2 separate regions of the Homo sapiens genome follow, and region 1 is linked to region 2. The links are chromatin contacts, found by Hi-C or POLR2A ChIA-PET in ENCODE. All regions are on one chromosome and are shown on one strand. Each heading gives the region's core, a stretch centred on a gene start or an enhancer-like site at or near the end of the contact. The rest is flanking DNA. Distances are from core to core; before and after follow the strand shown. Region 1 holds the start of MPHOSPH9 (M-phase phosphoprotein 9). Region 2 overlaps KDM2B (lysine demethylase 2B).

Evidence for each region. Hi-C counts contacts between places; a loop is a spot of excess contacts on that map. ChIA-PET counts read pairs that join two places held with the same protein, here RNA polymerase II (POLR2A). Pooled maps may share reads with other maps.
Region 1: a pooled map shows a loop between it and region 2 (4-fold over the local background). The contact joins the promoter of MPHOSPH9 here to the enhancer-like site in region 2. A Hi-C loop is called at or near these places in 5 of 50 pooled maps. POLR2A ChIA-PET finds 5 or more read pairs at or near these places in 2 of 52 experiments (CD8-positive, alpha-beta memory T cell and GM12878).

The regions. Positions count from the first base shown.
Region 1 is chr12:123,231,593-123,235,431 of GRCh38, forward strand. It overlaps MPHOSPH9 (M-phase phosphoprotein 9), which reads right to left and starts at 1,549. Exons shown (of 24, transcript NM_022782.4): 1 at 1,483-1,549. It overlaps MTRFR (mitochondrial translation release factor in rescue), which reads left to right and starts at 1,844. Exons shown (of 3, transcript NM_152269.5): 1 at 1,844-1,939. RefSeq lists an enhancer at 1,322-1,561.
Region 2 is chr12:121,528,733-121,532,484 of GRCh38, forward strand. All of the region lies in intron 8 of KDM2B (lysine demethylase 2B), which reads right to left. Among named protein-coding and RNA genes, the nearest start is that of KDM2B-DT, 50 kb to the right of the region's middle. RefSeq lists an enhancer at 766-1,267. Within about 2 kb of position 2,004, at least 23 of the 41 ENCODE cell types and tissues checked have a DNase peak (open chromatin) inside an H3K27ac peak, as active enhancers do.

The DNA.
Region 1 (3,839 bases), core at 299-2,798, 1.7 Mb after region 2:
AGGCTGAGGTGGGAGGATCACTTCAGCCCAGGAGTTCAAGACTGCAGTGAGCTATGATCCTGCCACTGCACTCCAGCTTGGGCAACAGACCAAGACCCCATCTCTTAAAAAATAAAAATAAAAATAAAAAAATTATTTGCCAGGCCAACTAAAATTTCAGTGAAGCTGGATATATACCATGGCAAATTGGCTGTAACAGGTCAAACAAGATGCCTCCTTCCTGGGGAATTCATGCACTTATAAAAGAGCAAGGGAGCAAGAGGAAAAAGGAGAAAGAAAGAAAACTTCAGCTGCTTACAAACTGAAAAGCTTAGAGAGTGCAACAGGAATATTATCTAGTATTCCGCTTCTGCTAGATTCCCACTTTCTAGGGCCTGCTTTTATAAAGCATTACACAAAAACAGGGACCATTTCCTTCAGGGACAGGAGTGAATGCAAAGGGTAACCGGACCTAACTAAATGGACTTTTCCCCAGTGGCTCAGCCCATCACCCACGACAAATGGGGCATTGAAACAGTCAAGGACTGCCCCTTCCAACTGGCAACAGAAATACCTGGATTCCAATCACCATGCTATTACACCAGGAAAACACAAGCTCTCCAGGGAGATGAACCTGCAACCCCATCTATTATTTCCCCTGCTAAGGTAATCCGGATCCGGATGCAGATCCAGATGGAAAACCACTAGAAATTCAAAGATGCTTCTCCATTTGGGGTGGAGGTGCTGGGGGGAGGGCAGGGAAGTAAGAGGGAAAAATCCTTAAACACCCACAAATACAATGCAAAAAAAAATTTTTTTAACTTGATACAGAATGAATATAAGAGCAGAGCTTTTATATTTCCCAGCAACAAGATATGACGCTTTTGGTGTCCCTACCCCCTAGCAAAAAAAGGGAGCTGGGGAAAAGGAACGATTGATGGTTATGAAACATGAAAGTTAACTGGGCGCTCCGCCTTGACGGGAGGCTTGGGGGAGAGGAAGAGATTTCAGATGGGGATGAGGCCAGATCCCGACATTCTGAGCTCACAGTCAGCCCGCAATGGCTGGTGGCGGCTATCGGGTCAAAGTGGGAAGGAGAGGGAGAATCTATGCAGTCGCCTAAGCTACGGAAAGCAGGGAGGACGGAGAAAAGCCACCGCTCCTGCAACTACAACCGCGATTCCAAAAGGAAACCGGGGCACCTTGGCAAAAAATGGGGGGAAAAATTAAAAAAACCCCACAAACCCCCCGCCCCTCAGGAAGAGCGATCTGCGATTGGGCCGCGCGAGTGTCACTCAAGGGCGCCGAGTCTAGAAAAGGCGCACCGCGGCCGGGCAGAGCTCCCACACGCCGAAGGGCTCCGAGGGGGTCAGGCCAATCGGCAGCCGTCACCCCACACCCCAGCCCATCACCACACTCAAGGGGCCGCTAAGACAGTGTCTCCTAAGTCTCGTCTCCTGTCCCCAGCGGCCTACAGCTCCCTGCAGGCTGGTGGCCGCTTACCTGGCCGCCGCTCCCGCTGCCGATGTCAGGGTCATGCAAGCGGCCTCTCGCGACCGTTACCCGAGGGAGCGCGCGCGCGCCCGGCGTCTCTCCAGTGATTGGCTGCCCGGAAGGAGGCGGAGACAGCCTCGCATGGCGCGCGCGTCCACCTCGCCGTTCCCCCTCGCGCAGCTCCAACCAAAGAGAGACATCCAACCCCGGGGGAGTGACAAGGGGGCGGGATTGCTGTGAAACTCTCTTCTCTGATTGGCTCTCTGGGAGCCAGCCGCTGCCACGAGGGAAAGAAGCTTCAGTTTCTCGCATGCGCAGTGAGTAAACATGAGCCTCTGGTAGATAAGAGAAACCGCGATCGGAGTACGGCGCGTGCGCAGATCAGGGATCGCGATTGCGAATCCTCCGCTGAGGTGATTTGGATATCCCTAGAACGTTGAGGGCACGAGTCGGGTCCTGAGACCAGGTAAGCATCTGCGGAGAAGCCAGGTAACCCTACGGCTGCCGACGACTGTCAAAGGCTCCGGAGAGAGGACTGCGAGCCGGGACGCCTGGGTTTTTCCCGACTTGCGACCCCGAGTGGCGCAGCCAGTTTACCTGAGGCCGCGCTGGCGGTGGGGTGGGGCCGGCCGTGACACCCGAGCTCAGTTTTCTCGGGACCTGGTTTACGCTAGGTGCTGTGGGTCGGCCCTGGGGCTGTTCAGGCACTCAGGGCAGGGGAGAGGAGAGACTACCGTCCTGGAGATAACGGTTCCACGGAGGCCCAAGGCGAAACGGAAGGATCCTCATGTACAAAACTGAGCGGAATGGAGCTGTGAGCACGCATCAGGTGCTGTTTCAGGCCTGGCACGTAGTAGAGGTCAGCACTGCCCTTGCTAGGCTTTTGCGGAGATACTCGTTTTTTTTTTAATAGACGTGGGGTGGGGGGGTCTCACTGTGTTGCCCAAGCTGATCTCGAACTCCTGGCCTCAAGCGATCCTCCTTCCTCGGCCTCCCAAAGTGCTGGGATCACAGGCGCAAGCCACCCAGCCCTACTTTTGAAGGACCAAAGGGAACTCGCTCTCCTCCCCGTGGGACCCCAGCCCATTTCATGCGCACTGTGCAGGCCACATTCTTCAGCATAGTTAACCTTTAAGGTCTTTCCAGCTACTCGATTTACCTCCAGGAGTTCTGGCTCACAGTAAAGGGACTTCCCTGGCACTATCACTTAGGCCTCCACAACCCAGGAAATGGATCTGCCCTTGGAATAACAGATCTGCCAGGAGGCGTTACATCTCATTGGAGCTTCCTAAGTATACCTACCAATTTTTTTTTACTTTTTTTATTTTTGTGGGGGAGGGGGGTAGGGGGGACAAGGTCTCTCTCTGTCACCCAGGCTGGAGGGCAGTGGCGCGATCTCGGCTCACTTTAACCTCTGCCTCCCGGGTTCAAGTGATTCTTCTGCTTCAGCCTCCCGAGTAGCCGGGAATACCGGTGCCCGCCACCACATCCGGCTAATTTTTTGTATTTTTAGTAGAGACGGGGTTTTGCCATATTGGCCAGGCTGGTCTCGAATTCCTGACCTCAGGTCATCCTCCTGCCTCGGCCACCCAAAGTGCTGGGATTACAGGCATGAGCCACCACGCCTGGCAATTTTCAAAGGGTAAATTTGATGTTATCCTATCTTTCATGATTTTTTAAATTATATTACATAATTCCAAAAGATATTTTATGTTTAAACCAGGACTTACTTCATTGAAGATGGTTTTATCTTTCAGTGTGAACCTGCTGGGAAGTCAGGCTATATTTTTGGCATCACAGTGATCTCCTTAGTACCTGATTTCACAGACCAGAATTATGATCCCACCAAATAACATGTTTTCAGTAATGTCATGGCTTATCAAGTACTTCTTAAATTGGACCATACCAAGTAAAATAATTTACAAGCCACTGTTGTAGATGCCTTTTCACCCTAAGCTCTAAAACAAAGGCCGATGAAATAATCAGTTCCCAGACTGGGTTTGTGTCATAAGACAACAGTGTATGTGGTGTGTCATTCCAAAGTTCCTCAGCCTTGTAGTTGAGAGATCTGACATGCTCCCATTTAGTGACCACTAAGTACTTTACATTTATGGCAACATGTATGATTTTGTTCGCACTCTAGGTAGTAGTATCTCCATTCTACAGATGAGGAATTAGAGCCAAAGTTACCCAGTAAGTAAATTGTGGCATTGAGACATTGAACGCAGGTCTGTTGGCCACAGAGCTCGCAATCCTTGGCAGGAAGGCCTTTTTGGGACAAAAGAAAAAATGAGAGGAGTCGTCAAATACAGAAAGTCAGGCTGGTCCAAACGTAGTGAGTTTTGTGTGTGTGTGTGTGACAGAGC
Region 2 (3,752 bases), core at 754-3,253:
AAATACAAAAATTAGCCAGGCGTGGCGGCACATGCCTGTAATCCCAGCTACTTGGGAGGCTGAGGCTGGAGAATCGCTTGAACTTGGGAGGCGGAGGTTACAGTGAGCTGAGATCGTGCCACTGCACTCCAGCTTGGGTAACAAGAGTGAAACTCTGTCTCAAAAAAACAAAACAAAACAAAGATGACTTGGTACCAATCCTGTTGACACTATTCCAAAAGAGAGGGAAAGAGAGAATCCTCTCTGAATCATTCTATGAAGCCAGTATCACCCTAATACCCAAACCAGGAAAGGACATAACAAAAAGGAAACTAAAGACCAATATCCCTGATTAACATAGATGCAAAAAACCTCAACAAAATACTAGTAACTAAATCCAACAGCATATCAACAAGATAATCCCTCCATGATCAAGTGGGTTTCATGCCAGGGATGGTTTAACATACACATGTCGATAAATGTGATACACCACGTAAACAGAATTAAAAATTAAAAAATCACACGATCATCTGAATAGACACAGAAAAAGCATTTGACAAAATCCAGCATCCCTTTATGATGAAAGTCTTCCTAAACCATCAGCATCCTATGAGCTTTCAGAGAACTGAAGACTCCATGAACCACGGACTGGGAGGCGTGAGGTCAGTGTGGCAGGAGGAGAGGTGCCTAAGGTCACACTGTGGCAATGAAAACTCAGGTCAGAGGTGGGAAATGCCAGAATTCAATTCTCTGCTTCAATACAGAAAAACTCCCATCCAGGGAGCTGCAAACCCTTTCTGGGTTTCCCAAGACTCTCTCCTCAAAGCCACAAATCAAGTACCACGAATCTCAGATGTGTGTCTGTACGTGGCTCAGAGGGTGTGAATGCTGGAGAGAATCCCCAGGCCTGGGGAGGACCTAAAATACTCATCTAGGGGCTGGGCGCGGTGGCTCATGTCTGTAATCCCAGCATTTTGGGAGGCCGAGGCGGGTGGATCACTTGACCCTAGGAGTTCGAGACCTGCCTGGACAACATGGCAAAACCCCGTTGCTACTAAAAATACAAAAATTAGCCGGGCATGGTGGCGTGTACCTGTAATCTCAGCTACTAGGGAGGCTGAGGCAGGAGAATCGCTTGAACCCGGGAGGCGGAGGTTGCAGTGAGCCAAGATTGCACCACCATGCTCCAGCCTGGCGACAGAGCAAGACTCTGTCTCAAAAAAAAAAAAAAAGAAGAGCAGGCGCAGTGGCTCACGCCTGTAATCCCAGCACTTTGGGAGGCCAAGGTGGGCAGATCATGAGGTCAGGAGATCAAGACCATCCTGGCTAACACAGTGAAAACGTGTCTCTACTAAAAACACAAAAAATTAGCCAGGCATGGTGGCGGGTGCCTGTGGTCCCAGCTATTCGGGAAGCTGAGGCAGGAGAATGGTGTGAACCCGGGAGGCGGAGCTTGCAGTGAGCCGAGATTGCGCCACTGCACTCCAGCCTGGGCAACAGAGCAAGACTCCCTCTCAAAAAAAAAAAAAAAAAAAAAATACTAATCTAGGTCAGTGGACCCCAGTCTCTGGTCCTTTAGTTTTCACTGGTTGGAAACAGAATGAGAAAAACTATCAAAGTTAAAGTACTATCCTTTATTCTGACATTTTATACTTGTAACTTTTTTAGTGTCAGAATAGACCATGGGGTTTGTTGATCTTAACACCCATCTTTAGCAAAATTATAAGTTGGCAACTCTGTATCTGTTCCTAAGTTTTTTTTCACTGGTCCATGAAATCAATGGCTGGGAACCGCTGAACTATGCTGCACCCTCCCTCCCACCCTACCCCACCCCTGTATCTCAGAGGGTGGCAAATTCCAACTGTCCCTTTTCTACTTCCCAAAACTCCAGGGGAAAAAATCCTGGTATCTCAATGCATGACCCTTCAGGCCAGAAGTCTTTGCCAGGACCTAACTGGACTCCTGCTTGCAGCAACTCAAATGCACATTTCCTCTTCCTGCCTTCAATAGACAGCCACGCCCACACCCCTGCTGCCAGGGCTTCTCAAGACCTCCCCCAGCTTGCTTAAGTCACCAACATCAACACCCACACCATCCCACACAGGGGAAAAGTGATGAGCCACCTCCCAGCTCTGCATAAGGCCTGGACAGAGAGACTTAAGGCCTGTTAGGCTCAGAGGATGGGGTTGGGAGGGAACTTGAGGGTCCCAGAGTTCAGCTCCACCCCACCACCATTGTAGAGAGAGCTGAGGTGCAGAGAGAGGAAGAGACCAGCTAACGTCACAGAGTCAGCAGCAAGGCCAAGAGCCTTCCAGTCATCCTTTGAATCCAGGGCCAATCCAGCAACACCTGCAGAGTGGATTGAGCACAGCTTAGAAGGAGGATGCCACCTCCTTCCCGAGTCTCCACTACTCCACATCTGCCAGGGTGTCCCCTATAAACGCTGACCACCAAGTGCAGTTCCCTTCCATCCCAAGCAGGGGTCGGTCCCTTCCCTGAGCCAAGCAGGTCTGAGGACAGACCTGGGGCCATGGTAACAAAGTCATCCCCGCACTAAACCCTGCTACTTCCAAATGCCAAATCTCCCTAATAGGGAAGTCTCCAGTTTCTGCCCAACTTTCTAGAAGCACCCAGGTGTTGGAGGCCCCATCCCCATAGCAGGAACTGCTACTACAACCACCACTAGTGCTTGATGTCCAGACCTAAGACCAGTTTCTAGCCCAACTCTCAGAAACATCTTGGTGGCCTCAAAGGATACTCCTATCCTCTGGTCCAAGCTTCCACCCAGTTGTAGATTGTCTGCAAGCACCTTGAGTCATCCATATCTACTTTCTACTTGTATGCCTCCAGTGACAGGGAGCTCACTACCTAACAGAGCAAGTTATTTCAACACCACTCGGCTATACTCCTTTCAGGAGACAATCCTTCACCTGGCTGACTGCAGTTACCATATGCCTTCACTTCCTCATGTAAAGCAACCCAATTCCTCCTTCAAACACATCTCACCTGATGTGGTTTCCAGACACACCCACACCCCACTTCAGGTTGATTTAACCTCCAAAGTACAATGACCAAGAGGAACAAAACCTCCTTCCTACAGGCTAGGTGCGGTGGCTCACATGTGTAATCCTAGCACTTTGGGAGGCCAAGGAGGGAGAATCCCTTGAGGCCAGGAGTTGGAGACCAGCCGGGACAACATGGCAAAACCCCACCTCTACTAAAAATACAAAAATTAGCTGGGCATGTTGGCGCACGTCTGTAATCCCAGCTACTTGGGAGGCTGAGACTTGGGAGGCTGAGACTTGGGAGGCTGACATGAGAACTGCTTGAACCTGGGAGGTGAAGGTTGCAGTGAGCCAAGATCACGCCACTGCACCCTAGCCTGGGTGACAGAGCAAGACTGTCTCAAAAAAAAAAGAAAAAAAGCACAACTCCTATGTGTGGCCTGACCCCCTCCCTCTACACAGCAGGACTATCACCTCTCTCATCCTAGGTAGAATGCTTCCATTAATGCAACCTAAGAGATAATTCCCTGACCCCTAGGTCATCAGCCACATCTACTAGTGACTGAGCCAGGAACCAGCCAAAAGCCCTTAGTCCATCTCCAGTGAACTGGAGGCAAGGAGATCTGAACTCACTCAGCCCTCATGACCACCCTGGGGAAATCTTAATCCTATTTTACAGATGGGAATAGAGGCACGAAGAAGTGAAGTCACAGCCTCTAAGTGGTCGATCCAGAATTCCACCTGAGGCCATGCACAGCCCTTCCCCAG